Regions from separate parts of the Homo sapiens genome. Here region 1 is linked to region 2. A link is an interaction called in ENCODE POLR2A ChIA-PET data of the cell type or tissue named here. Cell type or tissue: endothelial cell of umbilical vein. All regions are shown on one strand.

Region 1 (8,000 bases), 280 kb before region 2:
GCTTTTAGCAATATAGTTTAGGAGGCCTGGACATACAGAGCCATGACTGTGTCTGGTTAGGAGAGTAAGCCTGGGACCAGGAGACAAGAAACTGGGTGATAAAATTGACACTGTCACTCACTCAGTGTACAACCTTGAGTAAACCCTGCTTTCCTTTTCTATAAGATAGCCTCAGTCAGTAATGTTTCACTTTTTCTTTCTAGCATGGGATTTTCATGAGTAAATCTTAATGGAACTCTAATATACACAGCAGATAATAGCAGAGGTACTCTGGTCTCAGTGGGGCAGGAGGCTGCTTGGTTCTTTCCAAGTCTTACTCCTGCTTCTAGGAGTTAAGACTGAAATAGAAAAGAATGTTTGTGTCCGTTATAAAGCTTGTGAGCCCCTGTAACTTCATACAGACCCACACAGTATACAGCTGTTAAAGAATATTGAACGCTGCCACACTGCATGTGGTGAACACCTTTTGAATTTCAACATATATTTTAGATTAAAAAATAAGAAAAAAAACACCAGAAAGTACCCTTCCCTCAGTCACTTTATGTATACATTTTAACATATAAGCTTGATGGCAAATTAAAATCGAATGCAAATATTTTTCCTGAAAAGTTGCCCATTTATATAGTTTTCTTAGACTCTCTTAGTTTTTAATGGGAAGGCTTTCCTAATAACAAAAAGTGTTAATTACATAAATATGCGTGTTCTTTTCAAAGCCTTACACTATATTATGGATAATAAACAATAGAGAAATAAATACAAAACTGTTTCAACAGAAACACTGCTTCTTGAACAGCCTTTAACATTATGACATGTTTACTGGGAAAATGCATTACTCATGACAGGGTTACAAAAGCAATATTAACCTTCTTGAAATGTAACAGCAAAAAGTCAGATGTAAAAATCAGTACCAGGCATGGTAATGTAACTACTTTTGTTAAGATTATACATAGAAATAAAGCAGATATTTAAAGCTACATTAAGGTGTAGATAAATAAAGGATCCTTTAGAAGATTCACAACACACATCACAACTAAATTCATGATGCAGATTGTCCTAAAGATAGCATTCTTGGAGATGAAAACCCTGTGCTTTCTTTTGATTGTTTTTCTTTTGGGCACTGCTGCTTTTGCAATTTTGTGCAGGGTGTCAGACATTAAACTTGTCCTTAAAGCAAATTAAAAAAAATAAGATAGACATAATCTATCTTTTGGGATAGGCACTTGTTATATCGACAAATTACCAAACACTTTCACTATATCTGATATGACTAATGAGTCGTTGTAATCTATAATCAAAAAGAATGTTTGCTTCTGTAAAAAATAAGAATTTACCCCAAACAACCTTTCATAATAAGCAAAGAACTCCAAAGTAATGGTTTAAAATGTCTGATGAAATACACACTATAAAATCGCACTTACCATCAAATGCAAGTTAGATTTACAAAATAATTTTTCATCAAATTTATTTTGTTGCTATTGTTTTATCGTAAGACCCATTACTTGTCTAGTCATGTAGTGTTGATGTTTAAAAGGGATTCATGTTTTAAAATAATCCTAAAATATTTCATTAAAATCTGTTAGGGAATTTTTCTTATTCTGGAGAATGTTAGCTTGAGGCTTATTTAAAAAATAAAGGTCAAAAGTCAGAAAGGATAATAGCTGATGGTTTTGATAATGCTAATTATATATTACTGAGAATAAAGGTAGAAAGGGAAATATGAATACTAAAGAAAGATAAACATCCCAATGCTGGATTTTTAAAAAACAATGAAAAACCCTTAAAATGTCTTTGTATGTCACTGTCATAATTCAAAGACATAATGAAGCCTGAATTAAAAATGTCAGTTTCTGTGAGTGTTGATAACTTGGTTCTTTGTTGGGCAAGTCAAAATGTGTCTGTTTGATAGGCAAAAATGACAGACTAAAAATGGGAGAAGTTGAATCTAAAAAAAGAAACACACACACACGAACACACATGAACACACACACACACACACACACACACACACACACACACGCACGACTTTTAAAAAAGGCCCATAATGTACTTGAAGGAGAAGACCTGTAGGGTAGGAGGCAATATCTTTAGGAAGTCACCAAGCAGCACTAAAAGGCAATGTCCATGGCCAATCAAAACGATTTCTGAGACTGCTGGGGCTCTTGCATCTCTGTCTTTACACTAGACTGGAAACCCTTTGTAGTAATTACCAGACTGTACCAGATTTTCTGGTTCAGTTCAATCTTATAATTGACTGACAGTGATGGGCCAGGAGGGGGAAAAATTCAGGCTCACCACTGCAAGCAGAGGATCAGAAATGGTTTCACAGAGAGCTAGTTACAGCCTGGCACTAAAAGCAGGGTTAAGCAAGCATCATCAGCAAGTTCTCCTAATTCCCAGGTTAGAAAGGAAGTTAGGAGGAAAAAACAACAATCCATGGGTGCTCTCATCTTACAGATCAATCCTTAGCATGCAACCATTTTACAAAAAATGAATGGAGAATAGCCTTAAGTGTAAATTGTAATTTTAGATGTCACTAAATTTTAGATGATTTTTATTTTGCTTTTGGGAAAAGATAAAGGTTTGTCTCCCAAACTCAAATACGGTCATCTTGCTTAAGTTAAGGAGACTTTTGTTCTATTTATACTAAGGAAGAAAAACAATGCTGCTATTTCATTCCTAGGGCTCAAAAATAATTGAAGTGCAAGGCATATTTCGCCTATGATATGTTACATAATCAAAGTTAATTTGAAAGCACTTAACATCAAAATTCTCACATCCTTTCCTTATTTGTAATTCACTGATTTGGATTTACTGTGTATCCATAGTTAGTAAATTGTTACCCATAAATCCATACTGTTTAAAAAGAAAAGATTGAATAATAATTTACATGAACTCAGAGTTAATGCATTAAAAAAATCGAACACGTTGAGCGCTGTATTAAAGACTCATTCGGCTGGCTACCATTTGTTATTTACTTAGAACTGTTCTCTACCCACTTTATTTCTAAACAAAAGAGCAACCATAGCTTTAGCTACACCAAACATTAAAAACGCAGGTGTCAGAATCAGGGTCAAAATGAGAACTCAGGCCATTTGGTAGGCAAGTGAGAATTATGTACTATCATGTTGAGGTCAATTGACTTGAAATTTAATCACAGTTTAAACCCCTTTTCTTTCCAGGCTAAAGAGTAAGCAACACCTGTGCCAGCAGCAGCTCACATTGCAGCTGACATAGCAGCTAGTTCAATTTTTAGTTACAAGTCAATTACTTACTGGAATAGAAAGAGAACATTTCATTCATTCCATGGATGGCCACTTTTCCGAAGAAACCTGTCAGGCTTTCTTTCTCCAAAAGAAGAAAAGAGAAAAAAAGTGAAAGTTAAAAATAAGTGATGTACTGCAAAGTTTTAGAGCTAGGCCAGTACACTACAGCAGAGAAGTTGTGCAAATAGCTTACCTTCCAAATACTGAACAGAGCTGTCTTGTAAGTGAGGCCTATCCCAGCTGATAAGTCCTGGGACTTTCCTTATCAGAGTATCAAAATTAGGTAAAATTATAATAGGTGATCTACACCTGAGAAGAGGGACCAGCTGACTGTATGAAAGGAAAGAGCAAATGAGTAAAATGTCTTCCCCCAGCTACAGTCAGCCCTGGTGCAAGGGGAGTTTTCAAATGCACTGGCTATAGACTTTTGTCCAAAGCTGTGGTTCTCTTTTTTTTCTTTTCTTTTTTTTTCTTTCTTTCTTTCTTTTCTTTCTTTCTTTTCTTTCTTTTTTTTTTTTTTTTTTTTTTTTTTAGAGAAGCTAGATTAGTTCATACAAAACTCAACAATACAGCACTGAAACCCATTGTTGATATTCAACATTTTTCACATAGCGGAACAGAATAGACAATACGGTATCTAGGAAACCATGGGCTGGATTACAAACTGATGATATCTCATCCTTCTGGGGGCCTGTAATCCTTTTTATTACCTACCACGGTAAAAAAAAAAAAAAAATCACTATGTGTGTGGGGAACTCTCTCAGAATAAATCAATAACATTGCCATTCTTAGGAAAATAGGATAAATTAAAATGAAATCTTGCTTACAGCACTAAGTCCCTAAGTGTGCCATTTGCCTTTTATGCAAGTTAATGATTTTTTAAATTGCTCTTATCTTAACCTTTATATAAACTTCCATAGGTTCAAAAAAATTAAATTATCTGTAAATATTTGCTTAAAAACAGTGTTCACAATTAGCTTGTATGTTCTATTTCTCATAATAAATACTTGGAAAGTTATTTATTTCAAAGTGTCCAAGATTAGAACCTAAGGCATGAGTGCAAAGTAATTTTCATTAATTTGTTTTAAATACATGTGTTGGGTTATTAGTAAACTATATTTATTCCTCCATTAGGAACACACTGAAATTCAAGGTCTTCTGGGCTTATTTACCTGATCTAATTAAATAAATAATTTTTACTTTTAAACTTTTCATTGTCTTTAAAATTTTTCATTTTTAAAATGCATTTCCTGATTATGCATAACTGCAAAGCCATCCTTTACAAAGAAGTTATGCCTATTAACCTTTTTGAAAATCTGGTCCAATCCCTTTTTAAAATGCAATCCAGTTCCCATACTTTTCTTATGCCTCCAAATGGTCTAGGTAGCCACAGAAGTGATTGTTCCTACCAGTTTCTTTTCATCACTTCTGCAATTGACCAATTGACAACTGATTGATGGTTATCTTTTCACTTCAACAATGAAAGAAATTACCATCACTATAGCTATGTACAGTAAATGCCTCCAGAGTAAATTGCATGATTCTAAAATTCTCCTTAGCTCACTTAGTAAAACATCAACACAAAAAAGTTTCTTTTTTGCGCCTCCTTTCCTGTACCACAGATTTGGCCTTTCCTGTCAACTGCAAAAAAAGAACTTGACAGCTTCTTTAAAAAGAGGAGTATAAAGGAACTTGAATAAAGGATGGCACTGGGCCTGTCTCAAGCAAGTGGCCATTCTTTTGCACTTGGAAAAAAATTAGGCATGTGAGCACAGATAAGCCCTATAAGAATACTCTAAGGACTATTCCTGGTGACCTTGAGATTCTCTTTCCTGCCTTAACCATTCCTGAACATTAGAGAAACAATATAGATTCTGAACATGGAGTTGCCAACTTATTTCAACTAGGATTTTTTTTATTGAAAGTGAAACATCCTTAAATTTTTTAACTTCCTTTTTTCTTTAGCATTGCGAAGACTCCCTTGCTCTAACAGTGCTCCAAAAAATGCTATTATGCAAGCGTCACATTCATTCATTACATGTTGATGGACAAGAGTTTAAATTCTACCCCAAATCTAAATTTACTGTAAATGTATATTTTATTCTTACATGAAAGCTCTGAATCTTGTCAAGGAAAGGTATTCAAATATCTTTCTTTCTATCCCTGTGCAATTAAAGTTATTTTTTCTAAGTGAAGTGAATATGCTGCTATAAAAGATTGGGCTGATTTACTGTCTTATTCTCCCACTCCAACTTTAAGATCACTTTTTTTTTTTTTTTGAGATGGATTTTCACCCTGTAGCCCAGGCTGGAAAGCAATGGTGTGATCTCGGCTCACTGCAACCTCCGCCTCCCAGGTTCAAGCAATTCTCTGCCTCAGCCTCCCGAGTAGCTGGGATTATAGGCACCTGCCACCACGCACGGCTAATTTTTGTATTTTTAGTAGAGATGGGGTTTCACTATCTTGGTCAGGCTGGTCTCGAACTCCTGACCTCGTGATCTGCCCACCTTGGTCTCCCAAAGTGCTGGGATTGCAGGCATGAGGCACCAGGCCCAGCCTAAGATCACACTTTTAAAGTGAAAAAAGAAAAAAAAAATAAACCTACGCAAACCTGAGTAGATGAGAAGGGTGATTTTTCCCTATTTCCCTTGATGTTTCAGGTCCATAAAATTTGTTCTACTGAATATTAAAAAAAAAATGAACTATAGTTTTATTGTCTAGAATTACTTGGCACAGTAAAACTTTTGCCACTTCATCAATATTATTAGGAATAAATAATTCTTATTCACTAATGACTCCATCTAAGATGGGCTAGTTTTCTGCTATTTCTGACCTCAGTTATTTAATCAAATAAGTTTTTATTAAGTACCAACTTTATGTTTTTTACACGGTAGGCTCTGTAGAATGCATGAGAAATATGAGACGAGATTCCGCCCAGCAGAAGTAGATAATTTCTTTGTGGAAACAAGATATACTGTGGGAAACAGATACTGAATGAAGATGCACATATTATGTAGATACATATACCTGAAATATTATATATTTTCACATACTTGGCATAAAGATGATGCTAAATTTTATTCACTTAAAAATGATTCATAATCTTTCCCATTACCTTTGCAATATTTGTCAGTGATATTATTATTCAAATATCCCAGGTGACATTCATGAAATATCACATTTATATCTATAGTTGATCTCTAAACACATACTTGTACTCGTCTAGACCTACCACAGGTCATAGCTGCATTAATAAAATTGACTCAAGATGCTCTAGTCTACCATATTTAGCCTCGATCCTTTACCCACAACATGATAGCTGGAATAACCTTACTACAACTTAGCTTTCATCATGTTACATATACCTTGGTTGTAGAATCTATAATGCCTTTTTTTCTTTTTTTTTTTTTTTTTGTTTTTCTTTTGCTTATTGCATGAGGTCTAAACTTCCCTGCTCAGTTCCCAGGGCTCTACAAAATACAGTTTCTTGGTAGCACCTCTCTAACATTATTTCCCATCAACCAGCTTGCTATTTATTAATAATATTTCTTACTATTACATACATGCCTAGATGCACACCATGACATTTCATCTTTTATCTTTATCCTATGTATTCAAGGTCCAAAATTACCATAGTACACTTATGAATCTTGTCCTGCAGTAGCATTCATGCAGATCTCTCTATTCCTACATATGTTTTACAGTTATTATTAGTGTTATTATTATTATTTGATACAAGGTCTTGCTCTGTCACCCAGGCTGGAGTGCAATGGCATGATCATAACTCATTGTAACCTCAAACTCCTGTGCTCAAGTGATTACCCTGCCTCAGCCTCCTGAATAGCCAGGACTACAAAGATGTGCCACCATGCCTGGCTAATGTTATTTTTATTTATTTATTTTGGTAGAGACAGGGGTCTTGCTATGTTTCCCAGGCTTGTCTCAAACTCCTAGCTTCAAGTGATCCTTCCATCTCTGTCTTCCAAAGTGCTGGAATTACTTCATTTATTATTGAGTTTGATATACATTTGGCTCAGTTCTAATGCCACCTCTCTTACGAAGATTTCCTTATCAAATGAGATAAAATAAATCTGTTCTTCCAGTAGACTCAATAGTTCTTGGCACGCATCTTTATTATAACAGTCATAATCTTGAATTGTATTTGCATATTATTTTTCCCAGGTAGAAGTTAAACCCCATGAGGAAAGGAACTAATCGTATGTATCTTTTTATGTCCAGTTATTGACATATAGATGCTCAATTAATGGTTATTTGATAAAGACATGATCCTTGTTCCTAAGAAACTCTCATTTCGGGGAGAAGTTTCTATTAGCTGTGAGATTAAGATGGTAACTGAGTAGCTAAACAAAAAGTATTGGCAGTTGGAACAACAAGTAGTTCGTTTAAAAAGTAAATTGAAAATGTAAAGTGAGTATTTAAATGTTTTCATAGTGAAGACTATCTCAAAGCCAATCACTTGGGACATAGAAAATAGCAATTGATACATAGTTGCATTTTTAGGCTAGTCCAAAAAATGCCTATTTGATCATAACCTAGCTGAGTTGTAGTAACAGCCATTTATTGAACACTTGGTAGTTTGAAGCACTGTAATAAGTACTAAAAATTATTTCATTTACTTTTCAAGATAACCTCATGAGGCGGGTATTATCATTGCTATTTTACAGATAGGAAACTTGGACTTAGAGAGGTTAACAGTTGCTCGAGGCCACCTAGACA
Region 2 (8,000 bases):
CAAATCACTAAAGTCCCCTCACACTCTTTTTAATTTTGTCCTTTCAGTCCTTATCCTCCTACTTCATCAAAAGTCAAAGTTACGAAAACACTTAAATTAACCCCTTTCCCATGACATTATCATTTCTGGTTTCCAGGAGTTATTAAGCAACCCTAAATCCAGACTGCCAATGATAAAAGAAGAGCAATAGAAGGCATGGTAAATGAGAGACAGATATGAAGGGAAACGCCACCGAAATGACAAATACTGCATGTTGGCAGACAGAGGGCTGATTTCCTTTTTCCATAAAGAGCTCTTCAACCCCATAAGAATAACATTGATGGCCCAACAGAGAGACTGGCAAAGGACATGAACAAGCTGCTCACATCAAAAGAGAATCAAGTGGGTTTTAATCATTTGAAAAGATACTCAACCTCAGTCATAATTAAAGAAATGCAAATTAAAATAATAAGATACAATATTTAACTGTCAGGTTAGGGAGAAAACAAACCTGGTTGTTGGGAAACAGTCACATTCCTGTATCATATTTGGAGAACAACTTGGCAATATTTATCCAGATTTAAAATGCATGTGCCCCATGAGCCAGCCATTTTACTTTTAGGAATATATACTGCAGTTGCATTTGCACTATTGGCCCAGAGATATTAACAGCAGTATTACTTATAGAAGCAAATCACTGGAAATATCTCAAATGTCTTTTAGTTTGTACCAAGCACCATTAAAATACCTCTGGAGGGCAACGTGAGGAACTGGTCAATCTAAGGTGCTGCATTAAGGGACCAGATTCAGGAGTTAAGATAGTAAATGAACTACTTTTACTATACACGTTTCTGTGCATTTTGATTTTTAAAAAAGAATGTGTATTGAACAAATAAATCCACTAAAACAAAAACACCTTAAGGATGCTTTTGGAGTTTCAGAGAAGAGAACCAAGGAAAAGCAGCCATGAAATTTTCAATTTCTTTCACAGAACGGATAGTTCCAAGGATTATAAGGATACAACGAGAGAGGACAATCTGGAAATAAACCTCAGGATTATATGCTAAATTTGTTGTGCTTGCTGGTTTCCTATCCTGTGTCATATCTTCTTAAAAAAGAAGGACTAAATTTTGCCTGTCATAATGTTAACAGCACTTCCCTGTTTCAATATGAGAAATTAACTCGCAATGGTAATAGAAATAGTTCAAATCATTTAACTTACCAAAGAGCTATAATCATTAACATTCTTTAGGCTGTGTTCCATACAATCAAGAATACTTTTCTATTTTCAAAACCTCATTCACAACCTTGGTAAAAGCTTCCCATTGTAAGGCCATGACATCTAAGGCACCATATTCTTATCTCCATTACTATACAACGTAAGACTAGTGGTCTTATAAATTCCTCATGTTTGCCAAACACATTACATGGAAGATCATAGTGTTAATTTGGAAAGGGAAACAGTTTTATGGCATCTAAAGGACTGAAAAAATTATCTCTAATCCTTTTGGGAATCAAAGAGGCAATAAAGTGAAATTGAGTGCAGAAAGACTCACATTGTAAATCCATTTACTACCAAGCCTTGTTTACACAAGGATTTATTCGTGCCAGTAACTAGTCACCAAAGCTTAATGGCATGACTTTACCAGAATTTCATTTAAAGAAGTGTCTGTTATTTTTTCACAAATAGTGTTCAGCTGATTAAAGCCTAATTACACACATTGAATTAAAGGTGTGAGTACATAATAAAATGTTCCAGCTAAAAGGAATCTGTGCTGGTGTTTGATTTCCAGCTAGTAATTTGGCTGGAATAAAATGGAAACAAGAAAGCAGAATTGTTTAAAAGGTGCAGTTTTATGACAACACGCATTTCTAAACTGGAAATAGAAATACACAAAGATACCATGCACTTTTTAAGTGGGATGTATTGAAATCTAAAACAGCCTTTTCTATTATCCAACATTTATGATAATAATAATAATACAAACCACACTCACAGTAGCCAACAGCCAGAAAAAAACATATTTCCATTTTAACGCCTTTAGATGATCAAAGCAGCAGCTTAATATAATCAGCTGAAATCCATTTACTCGAGAGCTTGCCACTGTGCCCAGGGACTGCTTTCCCTTCCAGCCCTATCTATTCTGGAACAGGTGCTATACTAGTAAATTAATTAGTCTGTGGAGAAGCACCTTGTTCTCCATCTCCGCAGGCCTCTTGTGGGTCAGGGCCTTGAGGACTTCGCCATCTGGGCAGAGTTTCCCCCAGAGAAACAATCAAAGCCCACAGATTGCAGCCTACAGAGGAAGGTTCAGATGACAATTAACCTTATTAGGCCTCATTTTTTACAGTTTATAGTGTGTCAACATGTTGGCTCCGTAAATAATCTGCTACATCAAATAGGTGAAAATACATGTCTTCTCTCTTTGTTAAAAGTTTTAAAGTCCTCTGGAAAAGAAGTATGATATTCAAGGGAAATGGTGTCATTTATAAATATACAAATGTTGGGATTATTGAGTAGGAATCTAGATAGGCTCTAGATTCCACATAAAATTCATGAAAAAAACTAGCATCCATTTCTGCTGGATATAAATTTAAGGGGGGTGCTCAATTTCTTTACCAGATCTTTCAAGTTTTTCTGTCTCAGGCTCAATGCCTCCTACGTACGTGGTCTTGTAACATCTGGCTAACTTCAGAAATATATGTTTCCTTTCAAAAATTACACTTTTGCTCCTTTCTCCAACTACAGTTATACACATAAGATCCTGTTGTCCTAAGAATACAAAATAAAACCAATCAAGACAATTAACATCCACAGCTTGTCACAAAATCAACAGATATTTAAGCCTACATTTTTAATCAAAGTAAGCCTAATTAAACACTTCACAAATGACTTTGCAGCCTGGCACAAAAAAATGCCACATTTTAAAAAGTCCTTAAACATAACGTAAAAGAGAGTTTGCTAACAGATTATCACAAAGATTCTTGTGCGAAAACGCCAAGAGTTCTTATTTACGTTCTGTTCTTTAATTGTTGACAGGGTTTACTGGGTCCCACCATCTCTTTCAATTCTATGACATAATTCGGAGTTAAGATTTTAAACTTGGGAAAATAGGCCCTCCCTGTTGGCTCCTCCCTCTTTTGCAGCTTCCTTAGACAGCTACAGTAGGACCTCCCAAGTCACCACTGGGTTAATGATGTGTTTGGAAGCTTGCTGACAGTGTGAACAGCTTTGTCTTCTCACATATCCCCTGTGTTGATTCACGTGTAAGGTGAAAATATTTGCAAACTCAAACTGTTTGACGTTAAAGCCCAGGAACTCATTTGATTCTGCCTAAAGATAGTTCTGTGGAAATAGAAGTAATGGAGGGAGAAGAAACTTTTCATAAAATGTAGTTTTTATAGCTTTAGAAAATATCACACTCAATACTGCCTTTCTCATTTAAAACAAATTTCTACTGAAGCTACCTTTCAAATTTGGATATAATGTGTTTAGCTTGGAATTTCCCTAGTCTCCTTACAAATGCTTTTATTGTGAAAGTACAAAAAATGAAGTTTGAGATTTAATGGCTACTTTACTTGCCCTTCTACTTTTGGTCAGAAGAAAATCTGGAAACAAGAAACATAAAAGAATTCCCTTAACATATATGAGTGTTCTTATTTACCACGTTTGGTTATTAAATATGTATTTGCCATATCCATTAATAAGTATTAGCTTGTATCTAACATTATTACGATTGTTTTTAATTATGACTTCTTATTGTGATTATATATTGGCAAGAATAGTTGTGATGGAAAACTCAAAGAATTATTCATTAACAGAAATATTAAGAACTTGAAGCTGAGAGTGGCCCATGAAGTTAAGGTGTCTATCCTGATATTGAAGAAAAGTTTAGAACAGCCTCTGACAAAACAGTGCCCTCTAGTGGATATACAAACACCTGGAGTCAAAGCAATTCTCTCACATGAAGTGGGGTCAGGAGTTGGGACTCTGGGGGCATAAAGATGTCTTACTATTACTGCATTAAGAGTAGCAACTAGGGTAATCCCAAAGACAAGAAGGACATGCGTCATTCATACAGTAAGCATATGTTGAGGGCCTACCATGTGCCAATACTGGTGCTAAACACATTGGTTAAAGATGAATAGAAGAGCATCCCTGCCCTCAAGCTCATAGACTAAGATAATCACATTTAAGCAAAGAAAGCATGGAAGAAAGAGAAGTAGAAAGATGGGAAGAGAAGCTAGGTTTTTAAAGGAGGGAAAAAAAATTGAACATTTTCATACTGGCTGTTGTCAAAAAGTGCTAAATCCAACCAACCAAGCATTGAAGTAGTTCTTGAATACCTATGATAGGCCCACCCTCAAAATTAACTGTTAAACCTAGCAGAAGATAAAACTAGATAAACTGTGTTTCCCATAACCCAGGAACTTTCTGTATTACTATCATTTAGAAAGAGCCTAAGACCTTGATATCAGCAAGATCAGGGTTCATATAGTTTGATGAATCTTCAGGAGCAAGGGAAGAGGACATTTCAGAGTTCATAATGCTCCCCAAGATGCTCTCCCATGAGATCATTCCATGCACTCTGACAGAGGTGTATAAGAGTTGTAGTGGCTGGGCATGAGAGGATCAACCTCAAACTTGAGACTGTGCATAATCACTAATTGGAAACACAAAATAACAAATAAAGCACAGATCATTATGTCTTCTTCAGCATTAATGATATTCTATTTTCACCTTGAGTCCTATAAAGCACATCATAGTAATATGTACTTTGAGGCAGTATTGCACACACATATTTTGTTATATACCATTGAGTCATAGATGCCCATGGTGTTATAATAAAATGAAAGGAATGAAGTTGCTTTGGTGAACAATCAAAAGACACACAGGTCCAAGAGAATCAGAAAGAAAATAAGTGACAAATTTAAAGGGTAAACGTTTCCTCTATGATCCTCAATAATAAAAGCTTTTATTACACTCTAGCTTGATTAATTATTCCACTTCCCATGTGGCTGCACTGAACTCTATACATATTTTCATCACAATACCTATTACACTGTAATGCACTTTGTTTATATACCTGTCACCTTTTACCAGACAAATTTCTCAAACCTCCTTGAAGCCAGGGACTATGCTATCAGTCATTGTATCCTTACTTTCCTATTATTTCTAGAATAATACCTAGCACAAAATAGTCACTAAATTAATATTTAATGGTTCATTACTATTCAAAATATGTAATATGTTGAAAGGAATATATTATATCATCATCCAGATTTTGCTGGATAGAAGATGATAGGCAGATCAGGGCCCAGATACTACGCTTTTCCCACAGTCTGCAACCTGCAGACCAGGAGACTCCCTCAGGTGCCTACACCAGCAGGGCCCTAGATTTCAAGCACAAAGCTGGGCAGCCATTTGGGCAGACACTGAGCTAGCTGCAGGAGTGTTTTTTCATACCCCAGTGGCATCAGGAATGCCAGTGAAAGAACCATTCACTCCCCTGGAAAGGGGGCTGAAGCCAGGGAACCAAGTGGTCTGGCTCAGCAGATCCCACCCCCACGGAGCCCAGCAAGCTAAGATCCACTAGCTTGAATTTCTAGTTGTCAGCACAGCAGTCTGAAGTCCACCTGAGTTTCTTGAGCTTGGTTGGGGGAGGGGCGTCCTACCATTACTGAGGCTTGAGTAGGAGGTTTTCCCCTCACAGTGTAAACAAAGCCCCCAGGAAGTTTGAACTGGATGGAGCACACTGCAGCTCAGCAAAACCACTGTAGCCAGACTGCCTCTCTAGATTCCTTCTCTCTGGGCATGGTATCTCTGAAAGAAAGGCAGCAGCACCAGTCAGGGGCTTATATATAAAACTCCCATCTCCCTGGGACAGAGCACCAGGGGAAGGGGTGGCTGTGGGTGCAGCTTCAGCAGACTTAAACATTCCTGTCTGCAGGCTCTGAAAAGAGCAGTGGATCTCCCAGCACAGCGCTCAAACTCTGCTAAGGGACAGACTGCCTCCTCAAGCGGGTTCCTCACACCCATGCCTCCTGACTGGGAGACACCTTCCAGCAGAGGTCGACAGACACCTCATACAGGAGAGCTCCAGCTGGCCTCTGGCAGGTGCCCTTCTGGGGAGAAGCTTCCAGAGGAAGGAACAGGCAGCAATCTTTGCTGTTCTGCAGCCTCCGCTAGCGATACCTAGGCAAATGGGTCTGGAGTGGACCTCCAGCAAACTCCAGCAGACCTGCAGAAGAGGGGCCTGACTGTTAGAAGGAAAACTAACAAACAGAAAGGAATACCATCAACATCAACAAAAAGGACGTCCACAAAGAAACCCCATCCGAAGGTCACCAACATCAAAGACCAAAGGTAGATAAATCCACGAAGATGAGGAAAAAGCAGTGCAAAAAGGCTGCAAATTCCAAAAACCAGAACCCCTCTACTCCTTCAAAGGATCACAATTCCTCGCCAGCAAGGGAACAAAACTGGATGGACAATGAGTTTGATGAATTCACAGAAGTAGGCTTCAGAAGGTGGATAATAACAAACTCCTCCAAGCTAAAGGAGCATGTTCTACGCTAATGCAAATAAGCTAAGAACCTTGGAAAAATGTTAGATGAATTGCTAACTAGAATAAACAGTTTAGAGAAGAATATAAATGACCTGTTGGAGCTGAAAAACCAGCACAAGAACTTCATGAGGCATACACAAGTTATCTATAGCTGAATCGATCAAGCAGAAGGAAGGATATCAGAGACTGAAGATCAACTTAATGAGATAAAGTGTGAAGACAAGATTAGAGAAAAAAGAATGAAAAGGATGAACAAAGCCCCCAAGAAATATGGGACTATGTGAAAAGACCAACACTATGTTTGATTGATATACCTGAAAGTGAAGGGGAGAATGAAACCAAATTGGAAAACACTCTTCAGGATATTATCCAGGAGAACTTCCCCAATCTAGCAAGGCAGGCCAACATTCAAATTCAGGAAATACAGAGAACACCACCAAGATACTCCTCGAGAAAAGCAACCCCGAGACACATAATTGTCAGATTCACCAAGGTTGAAATGAAGGAAAAAATGCTAAGGGCGGCCAGAGAGAAAGGCTGGGTTACCCACAAAGGGAAGCTCATCAGACTAACAGCAGATCTCTCTGCAGAAATCCTACAAGCCAGAAGAGAGTGGGGGCCAATATTCAACATTCTTAAAGAAATGAATTTTCAACCCAGAATTTCATATCCAGCCAAACTAAGCTTCATAAGCAAAGGAGAAATAAAATCCTTTACAGACAAGGAAATGCTGAGAGATTTTGTCACCACGAGGCCTGCCTTACAAGAGTTCCTGAAGGTAGAACTAAATATGGAAAGGAAAAACCAATACTAGCCACTGCAAAAAGATACCAAATTGTAAAGACCATCGACACGATGAAGAAACTGTGTCAATTAACAGGCAAAATAACCAGCTAGCATCATAATGACAAGATCAAATTCACATATAACAATATTAACCTTAAATCTAAATGAGCTAAATGCCCCAATTAAAAGACACAGACTGGCAAGTTGGATAAAGACTCAAGACCCATTGGTGTGCTGTATCTCACGTGCAAAGACACACATAGCCTCAAAATAAAGGGATGGAAGAAACTTTACCAAGCAAATGGAAAGCAAAAAAAAGCAGGGGTTGCAATCCTAGTCTCTGATAAAAACAGACTTTAAAGCAACAAAGAAGAAAAAGGACAAAGAAGGGCATTACATAATGGTAAAGGGATCAACACAACAAGAAGAGCTAACTATCCTAAATATATATGCACCCAATATAGGAGCACCCAGATTCATAAAGCAAGTTCTTATAGACCTACAAAGAGACTTAGACTCCCATACAATACTAGTGGGAGAATTTAACACACCACTGTCAATGTTAGACAGATCACTGAGACAGAAAATTAACAAGGATATTCAGTACTTGAACTCAGCTCCGAAATAAGCGGACCTAATAGACATCTACAGAACTTTTCACCCCAA

Evidence for each region. ChIA-PET counts read pairs that join two places held together with the same protein. Peaks named below come from ENCODE experiments on the same cell type or tissue, not always from the same donor. Only the 100,000 strongest peaks of a DNase experiment are listed, where the experiment ranks them.
Region 1: POLR2A ChIA-PET joins it to region 2 with 5 read pairs; 1 of 35 experiments calls an interaction of 5 or more read pairs at or near these places.

What each region holds. Positions count from the first base shown.
Region 1 is chr3:181,606,202-181,614,201 of GRCh38, reverse strand. It overlaps SOX2-OT (SOX2 overlapping transcript), which reads right to left. Exons shown (of 7, transcript NR_075092.1): 5 at 3,273-3,341. Among named protein-coding and RNA genes, the nearest start is that of SOX2, 100 kb to the left of the region's middle. In endothelial cell of umbilical vein, no CTCF peak of the experiment used is centred here; DNase peaks (open chromatin) are centred at 831 and 3,881.
Region 2 is chr3:181,322,727-181,330,726 of GRCh38, reverse strand. The region is part of intron 3 of SOX2-OT (SOX2 overlapping transcript); the gene reads right to left. Among named protein-coding and RNA genes, the nearest start is that of SOX2-OT, 270 kb to the right of the region's middle. In endothelial cell of umbilical vein, a CTCF peak has its summit at 3,904 (motif pointing left); a DNase peak (open chromatin) is centred at 3,876.